Linked DNA regions of Mus musculus: all the other regions are linked to region 1. A link is a loop called in an ENCODE intact Hi-C map of the cell type or tissue named here. Cell type or tissue: heart. All regions are shown on one strand.

Region 1 (2,500 bases):
CACACACACACACACACACTCTCTCTCTCTCTCTCTCTCTCTCTCTCTCTCTCTCTCTCTCTCTCTCTCTCTCTCTCTCTCTCCACCTGTGGCAATCAGGCAACAGGCCTACATCTGCTGGGAATTGCAGCTTTTCTTCTTTGGGGGCAATGGTGGGTGGGTGGGTCGCGGTGAGCAGGGAAGTTTCCAATCGGATCATTCTAACTTGGGCTCCTTTTCCTGCTTGCCCGCTGCCTCGCTCCCACCAACCCGGGACATTTCAGACTCAGCCCGCGCGGGCACCACGGGGAGCAGGCACCAACCGGAGCGCCGCCGCGGGGCCCGCAGCCCCGGTCCACGCCGCTCCGCGTGGGGACCACGAAAGGAAAGGCAGCGCGGGGCGGTGGGGCGGGGCGAGCACTTCCTGACTCGCATTGTCCACGCGCCGCCCGCGCCACCCAGGGCCCCGCCACCGCGCCCGCCCGCCCGTCGGTGAGGAAGTTGGCGCTCGCCCCGCCGCTGTCGTCTTACCATTCTTAGCGTCTCCCGCGGCTGCAGCCCCCGCAGCGACGGTGGCGTTGGCGGCGCCCGTGCCCGCACCTCCCGGGCCCGCCGCGCCGCCGGTGCCCACCGCGCCGGGCGACGCCGCCCCGCAGCCCGCCGCCGCCGCCGCCAGGGCCCCTCCGGCCGCCGCGCCTGTCGCACCCGCCGCCGCCAAGGCCCCGGCTCCATTTTCCTGCTCGTCCCCGCTGCTGTTGGCGCGCTTGTTTTTGCGGCCGCCTTTGCTGTTCTTGGGGTTGGGCATCTCCCCGGCCCGCTCGCGGGTGTCCCGGTCCCCGGCGCCCACGAAGGCGGCTCCCCCGCCGCACCGGGGCGGCCACGGAGAGCGCGGGCCGGCCGCTCTTCCTCAGGCGCCCGCCCCGCCGCGCGGCCCTCGCCGCGACATTCCGGCCGCCGCGCCCTCCGCGGCAGAAGCCGGCGCGGCCACGCGCGGCCACCCGAGGCTCGCAGCCGCGCGGGCGCAACGGGCCCCCGAGCAGAGCGAGACGCGGAGGAGCCCGAGGGAAAAGGCGGGTCTCGGGCTTGTTTTGATTCGGCTGCGCTGACACGCTCCAGGCCCGCCCCCGCCCGTGACGACACTGGGGCTTGAGCCCGGCCCCGCCCACCCAGTGACCTCACGGCAACTCGCTCCGCCCCCGTGACGTCACGCTCGGCGCTCAGCCCTCGGCTCTGGGTGACGTCATCCAGGCGCCTTCTTGGGAGAGGGAGGCTGGCGGGCTTCCCGCGTGTGCTGACAGCCACGACTGGGAGCCAGGCAGTGTTCGTGAAGTTGTTAACTGGCCTTCTGACCTTACTGGAGCTAAACCTGACAACGTGGTCTGGAAAAACAAACAGGTGACTAGAACAGGAGAGCAAAACAAAGGGTTTCGGATTAATAATTCGCTCAATGGCTCTGCGGCTCAACAATGGTAAGATAGGAGTTTCTGGAGAGTGCAGTTGAGCTCCTGTATGGGAATTCTTCAGTCTCGTGGTGGAAAGCTTATTTAGCCCAGACCTACCAACCAGAGACCCAAGGGTTCTGTCGGTTCTGTCAGAAGCAGAGCCAGCCAGGAGGAGCCAGGCTGCACAAAGAAGACTGAGTTGTCTGGAGAGAACGGCCGGGTTGTGAGGAGGACATCAGAGGTGAAGAAGTGAGGGCACAGCCATGCTCAGCAGTAGATGGCCAACACAAAAGAGACTCAGTTGAATCTTAAGAGGTTCTTTGTCTCAGAATGTTTTGTCAGGGATATATATATATATATGTGTAATCTTTTTAGGTCTTTTGTATAGACATATGGCTTCCAGTTTTCTGTTTTTTGTGGAATTCCTCACTGAACGAATACATCTATATGACTTTCTCATGCTTTTTCATTTGTTTGTTTTGTCCTATATTGTGTGTTTGTTTTCATCTTATCTATTTTATTATTATTTAGATGCATATTTGTTTTCTAAGAAGAGGCAGGAAAGCTGTGGATTCGGCTGGGAAGGGAGGTGGAGAGGATCTTGGCAGAGCTGGAGAAGGGGAAAGAAGAGCAGAATATAGTGTATTAAAAATCTATTATTAAAGAAGAAAAACGGAAAGAAAGAAAAAGAGATGAGAGCACAGGGTTCCTGGGAAGAGTTTGATGTAATCTCCTTTTCTGCACTCTCTTCTGCCCCTTTCAAAGACCCGCTCCTTTCCACCCTTCTGATCTCAGCTCATTTCTTCAGAATGATCCCATACCTTACCAGAAGAGCTGTCCCGAGTATCACAGTTTATTTCTCCTGTCTACCTCTGATTACGTTGGCAATGTATATGCTTAAATAATTTTCCTCTGTTCCCTCGCATGAAACAGCCATATTTTTATCTTGGGTGCCGTAAGAAACAACTGAACTGATCTTGGTGAATGTATAAATGACATTCTTGATCCATGACTACAGAAAAACACTGAACTCGTTTACAGTGTCTTCTTCCTATGGCGTGATCTTTAATCGACTGGAC
Region 2 (2,500 bases), 75 kb after region 1:
TGTTCCCAGCACACCATCTTGCCAGGTCTTCCCGTTCTTTTACTGTTACACAAACGAATCTAATGCAATAGTGTATCCTTATGTGATATCATATACTGAGTGCTTACTAAGGCAGATCATTTACAAAGCAAGAACAGCCTCGCAGTCTGGACCCTTATGAATAGGAAAATAATAGGTTTGCTACTGCAAACCCAACTCAATAGGTTTTAGTCACTTAATATGGGAGGGGAAAAGAGAAGAAAATATTCACATTATACAATAGACCCAGGGCAGTCTAAAAGCCGGAGAGAAACCTCTCTTCGTTGAGAGATCAAGAACAATGAGAGGTCATAGCAAAGCAAACCTAAGAAAATGAGCCTGTCTGCGAGAGGCTGGGCCAGAAGACGGGCAGCGGCAGATGTCAGCCGGGCCTGTCTAACTGTCTCAGATTCTAATTAGGCTGTCTGAGTGGGTCTCACAAGGAGAGGGGCTTGGCACATGCTAGAAAGCTTCATCGATACACATTTGGAAAGGAATGTCAGGAGCCTTCTCTAGTTATGTTTTAAAACTCTAGAGGCAATAGGCCAAGGAAATAAAGCCTTCTAGAGTCGCCTGCTCGGGAACCGACAGCCAACTTTACACGCGAGCTAGGCGGTCTTCCAGCCTCCCTTCTATCACTAACAGCTGGCGCGGGTCAAAGGCTCACCTTCGTCCCTATTCGCTGGTTCCAGCTGACTCCATATTTGGTCATTCCTCCTACAAGTTTGAGGTCTTGCCAAATATGGATCCCCAAATCCTGAGGTCTGTGTGTACCACTCCCTCACTCCTGAACTGCATAGGGCTGCAGAGCCCGGGACCACAAGCGCTTCGTCCCTTTGTCTTCGCAACTCACCCTCCCTCGGTCCCCCACCGTCAGCGCACCCGAAGGCACAGCCCGGGAGCCCCACGAGTCCTACTTTCCCTTCCTCACCTGCCCTCCGCAGTGCAGAGAGCAATGTCATGACACCACTTCATTGCCCCGGGATCCCCCCCCCCAGTCTTTCCGCACCCCGTAACCTCACCCCCAGCCCCCCACCCAACCAAGCTGACGCCAAATGCAAAACCCACACGTTGCACCGCTGCAAACATCGATTGGGGCTGCCCCTCTCCTGGTCCGCCCCCGGCCGGCAAAACGTCACGTGAGCCCAGTGCGGAAGTGTGCTGGCCGAGTGGGGTTCCCGCCAGTGGGGTACAAAGGGCGCGTGTCCAAGGCCCCTCTAGCTGTACCGCGGCACCCCGAGGTCCTTACCCTCCACCCGGGGCTCAGACTTCCCAGACGTCGGGTCCAGCTTTCCCCCAGCGCCTTCCAGGACTAGCTCACCTCTCCGATTGCTTCCTTCTTCACGGAAGAGCTGCTGCTGCGTGGGTCTGAACCCTGTACTCGGCTTCCGCGCCCTGGGGAGGAACAGGCAGAAGAAGGAAGTGGCCCGGGCTAAGAGAAAGGCTGCAGTGGAGGAGGGAGGGGACAAGGAGAGGCGTAGGGGGCAAGTAAGACTAAGTGCTGTCTGGAAAGGGGCCGCCCATTCTCCCGGGACACGCCTAGGAGGAGGAAACCCGCGCCAACGCCAAAGCTGGAGGCAGGTTTCTAGGAATGCACACACAAAGTACCATCACCTCTCTCGTCCTACTCGTCAGGACCCACAGCCTAATGCATCTTCATTTCCTGACAGAGTATCTTACCCAACAAGAGAAAAAGCTCCCCCAGCGTGCTAAATTCTGAGATCTCCTAGGAAAACAGAGCCTCACGTGGGTTCTGTATGCAGAGCATTAGGCTCAAGACAAATAATAATAATAATAAAGTAAAAAAGACTCAATTTGCAAACACCTTCATTCTTCAAGGCCAGGTCTACCGATTTTGATTCTAGATCTTGAGACGGAATACATTTGTTTCGCTTCATTGTTTCCTACATTTCATTGACCATTCAAATCATTCAAATTCTTTTTATTTCCATCGTATGTACTTGCCCTACCCAGAGTTTTGAAAAAGAAACTCAACTTAAATTATTGTATAGGAATTGTAAATGTAATCATGAGGGAAATTTCTCTTCCCACCCCCAATTAATTACGAGTGTCCAAGTGTCCAAGTCATTGGTGACGTCCTCCGTGGAGGCAGGAAGATCTCTGTGAACTCCGGGTCAACCTAGTGAGTTTCAGCCCCCCCACCCCCCGCAGCCCCCACACACACTCACAAATGTGGCCTAGTCTTTGTCAACCTCATCAAACAGCAGCCACTCCACAACAATGGTGAAACTGATCATTTGGACCAATCAAATCTCCCTTGGAAATTGAAGGTGGTACAGGTAGAGAATGAGCCATCTGGGTGAGGCTGGAAAAGGCCAGGTCAGACAGAGGCCCAAAATGGACTTTCATTGAGCAAGAAAGTTGACTTTGTGCAGAAACCAGGAAGGGGGGGGGGGGTAGAGAATGGAGAGAGGTGGAGCGGGGGAGGGGCTAAGGAGGGAGAGGGGCAGGGTGGGAGAAG
Region 3 (2,500 bases), 71 kb after region 1:
GATTTATTTTACTTTTATGTTTAGAATTGTACACATCTCAAGAACTTAAAGAAAATGAAAATAACTGTGATGGCTTCTCTTGGTTGTCCACTTGGTATCTAGGATTAACTTTAAATAAAACTTAAGCAGCTGGGTACACCATGAGGGATTTTTTTTTCCTTAATTAAATCATTTGAAGTGGGATGATCCACCTTTGATCCGGGCCACATCTTCTGGTGGAAACCAATATAAAGGACATGGCAGAAGAGAGCTCTCTCTATGCCTACTTGTTCTTGCTGGCAAGTCCATTCCTTCGCTGGCATTAGAGCCCCCTTCTTTGGGATTCTGGCGTATACTGAAGACCAACTGAGGCAAACCAGCCTTGTAGACTGACCTATGGGATATTTGGACCTTCCACTGGTAGACAGCTATTGTTGGTTTAGCGAAACCACAGCTTGAAGCCATTCTAGTAAATCCATTTCTATATATAAGTAGATTCATTCTATAAATTTTGTTTCTCTAGAGGGGCCTGACTAATAGTACAATTTTTTTTAATTTGATTAGATTCAAGCTAAATCTCTAGTCACTTATAAATTCATAAAATGGTAGCAAAATAAATCAGAAAAACATGATTTTTTGGGTTTTTTTTTTTGAGACAGGGTTTCTCTTTGTAGCCCTGGCTGCCCTGGAACTCACTCTATAGACCAGGCTGGCCTCGAACTCAGAAATCCGCCTGCCTCTGCCTCCCAAGTGCTGGGATTAAAGGCGTGCGCCACCACCACCCAGCAGAAAACCATGATTTTAACAACAAACCATTTCAAATATAAATCAAACACCTGATTTTAATGCAAACAACAACAAAAAAAAAAAAACCAGAAGCTCAATAATTTTTCAAATAAATAAATAACAAAACATCTCAACTATTCTCTGCCTCAGAAACCTGACTCCCCAATAGCCCTATGTCTCAGACATCCCTTGATGGCTAAGAGCAGCTACCCCCTCAGCAGTGGGCAGACGGAGTCACTGTCCTCAGTCCTAAGTGGCCTCTCTGGAATGCTGGTTTTGTGGTACACTCAGAAGAAACATTCGGCCTTAGAGTACTTACTTCTGGAACCCAGGCGATGAATTTCCTCCACCAGGAGGTTAACTTCATGTTCCACATTCATTGCTGACTGGAAGAGAAAAGAAGTCTATATTACAGCCATTTTGTACTCCCAGCAGGCAGCAACCCAAGGGTCCGTTTGCTTTTTCAAGCAGCATGTGTCACTATATTGACCATGCCTCTGTTCTTCTAGTATGAAGTATAGTGCACTAATGTAACTGTTTTCCTTCTACTTATGGAACTTCCCTCTATGTTGCTCCACTCCTGTGACCTACTGGCTACTAGCGAGAAAATGGCCTCTGCCCTCACAGCGGTATTACTCCATGCACAGCTTGTGTCAGAGCTTCGCTAAGCACCAAAACTGCAAAAGGTAACAGGATCCATGCTCAAGACAGAGAAAGGCTTCCAGTGAAAAGCAATGTTGCGAGCACTCCCTGGATGGTAGGTCCAAGGCAGAACAGGCAGGCCTCCTCCTTGGAGACCATGGGGAAGGTGGATCAAGTAGACAACGGCAAGAGTAAAATGGAATATTTTGGAGACAGAGAAAGCACAAGGCACAGCTGAGGTAGGTCCTGAACTAGGAGGTAGAGATGCCAAGATAAACTACGCTCCTTGCTCTTCAGGACACTTAGGTCTAGAGGTGGTACAGACTCATACCAAGGCCACCTGAATACCAGTGCAATGATATCGTCCATTTCCCATCCAGGAGCACTGCAGCCTTCTCTAGATTCTGCACATGAAAAATGACTGTGTTGCATAGCTTGTACTGAGGCCCATTCATGGTCCCATCAAGGAGAGTCCAGAATAAGAAGTGAACCTGCTAAGCCTTTCTGAGGCCTGCTGTGGCTTGCTATGTCTTCCGTCGGCCAGATTCTGACCTCTGTTCTAGTCTCCTCCGTTGTACACTTGAATGCTAAGCCACAACTACATGAGTCTCCATCAAATATTGCTGGCCACACTGCCACTTTCTTTCTTCTGATCAACTTATTGCCATTCCCCCTTCTACGTCTCATAAGTCATCCCCAGCTTGGATATACTTCCAGAGAGTATCCCTAACCTTCGGAGAGCCCTCTACTGGCTTTTCCCCTAGCACTGTATGCCTGGATCATTTGGATACTGATTTCTGGGCTTTCCTTACTACAAGGTAAGTTTCTCTGCATGGAGATCTGACTTAAATATTCCTTGTTATCATGCCTGGCACCAAGAGGAGAGGTTAAACAAATGTTGTTTCATTAACTAACAAGAAGTAGCAAGTGGATCCGGGGATAGAACCAGCAGAGACTAGCATATGTGAGCTGGGCCACAGAAGCATAGATTCAATTTGCTTTCACAGGAAAATCTTTGCAGGTTGAATAATGAGCTAAAAGGTGGAGCTCTGGTGACTTGGAAGAAACAACTTCATCCAGATGGATTATTACT

What was found. Peaks named below come from ENCODE experiments on the same cell type or tissue, not always from the same donor. Only the 100,000 strongest peaks of a DNase experiment are listed, where the experiment ranks them.
Region 2: a loop joins it to region 1, with 4 times the contacts of the local background. A loop is called at or near these places in 12 of 42 quality-filtered maps.
Region 3: it touches region 1 in a loop (4-fold over the local background); 12 of 42 quality-filtered maps call a loop at or near these places.

The regions. Positions count from the first base shown.
Region 1 is chr10:17,946,999-17,949,498 of GRCm38, forward strand. It overlaps Heca (hdc homolog, cell cycle regulator), which reads right to left and starts at 1,069. Exons shown (of 4, transcript NM_001033432.3): 1 at 511-1,069. The coding sequence starts at 784. In heart, no CTCF peak of the experiment used is centred here; DNase peaks (open chromatin) are centred at 353 and 1,213; H3K4me3 peaks cover 1,702 bases; H3K27ac peaks cover 1,790 bases.
Region 2 is chr10:18,021,728-18,024,227 of GRCm38, forward strand. It overlaps Abracl (ABRA C-terminal like), which reads right to left and starts at 1,525. Exons shown (of 3, transcript NM_028440.1): 1 at 1,340-1,525. In heart, a CTCF peak has its summit at 1,414; DNase peaks (open chromatin) are centred at 684 and 1,454; H3K4me3 peaks cover 1,907 bases; H3K27ac peaks cover 2,050 bases.
Region 3 is chr10:18,017,755-18,020,254 of GRCm38, forward strand. Abracl (ABRA C-terminal like) reads right to left here. Exons shown (of 3, transcript NM_028440.1): 2 at 1,085-1,151. The coding sequence starts at 1,145. Among named protein-coding and RNA genes, the nearest start is that of Abracl, 4.2 kb to the right of the region's middle. In heart, no CTCF peak of the experiment used is centred here; no DNase peak of the experiment used is centred here.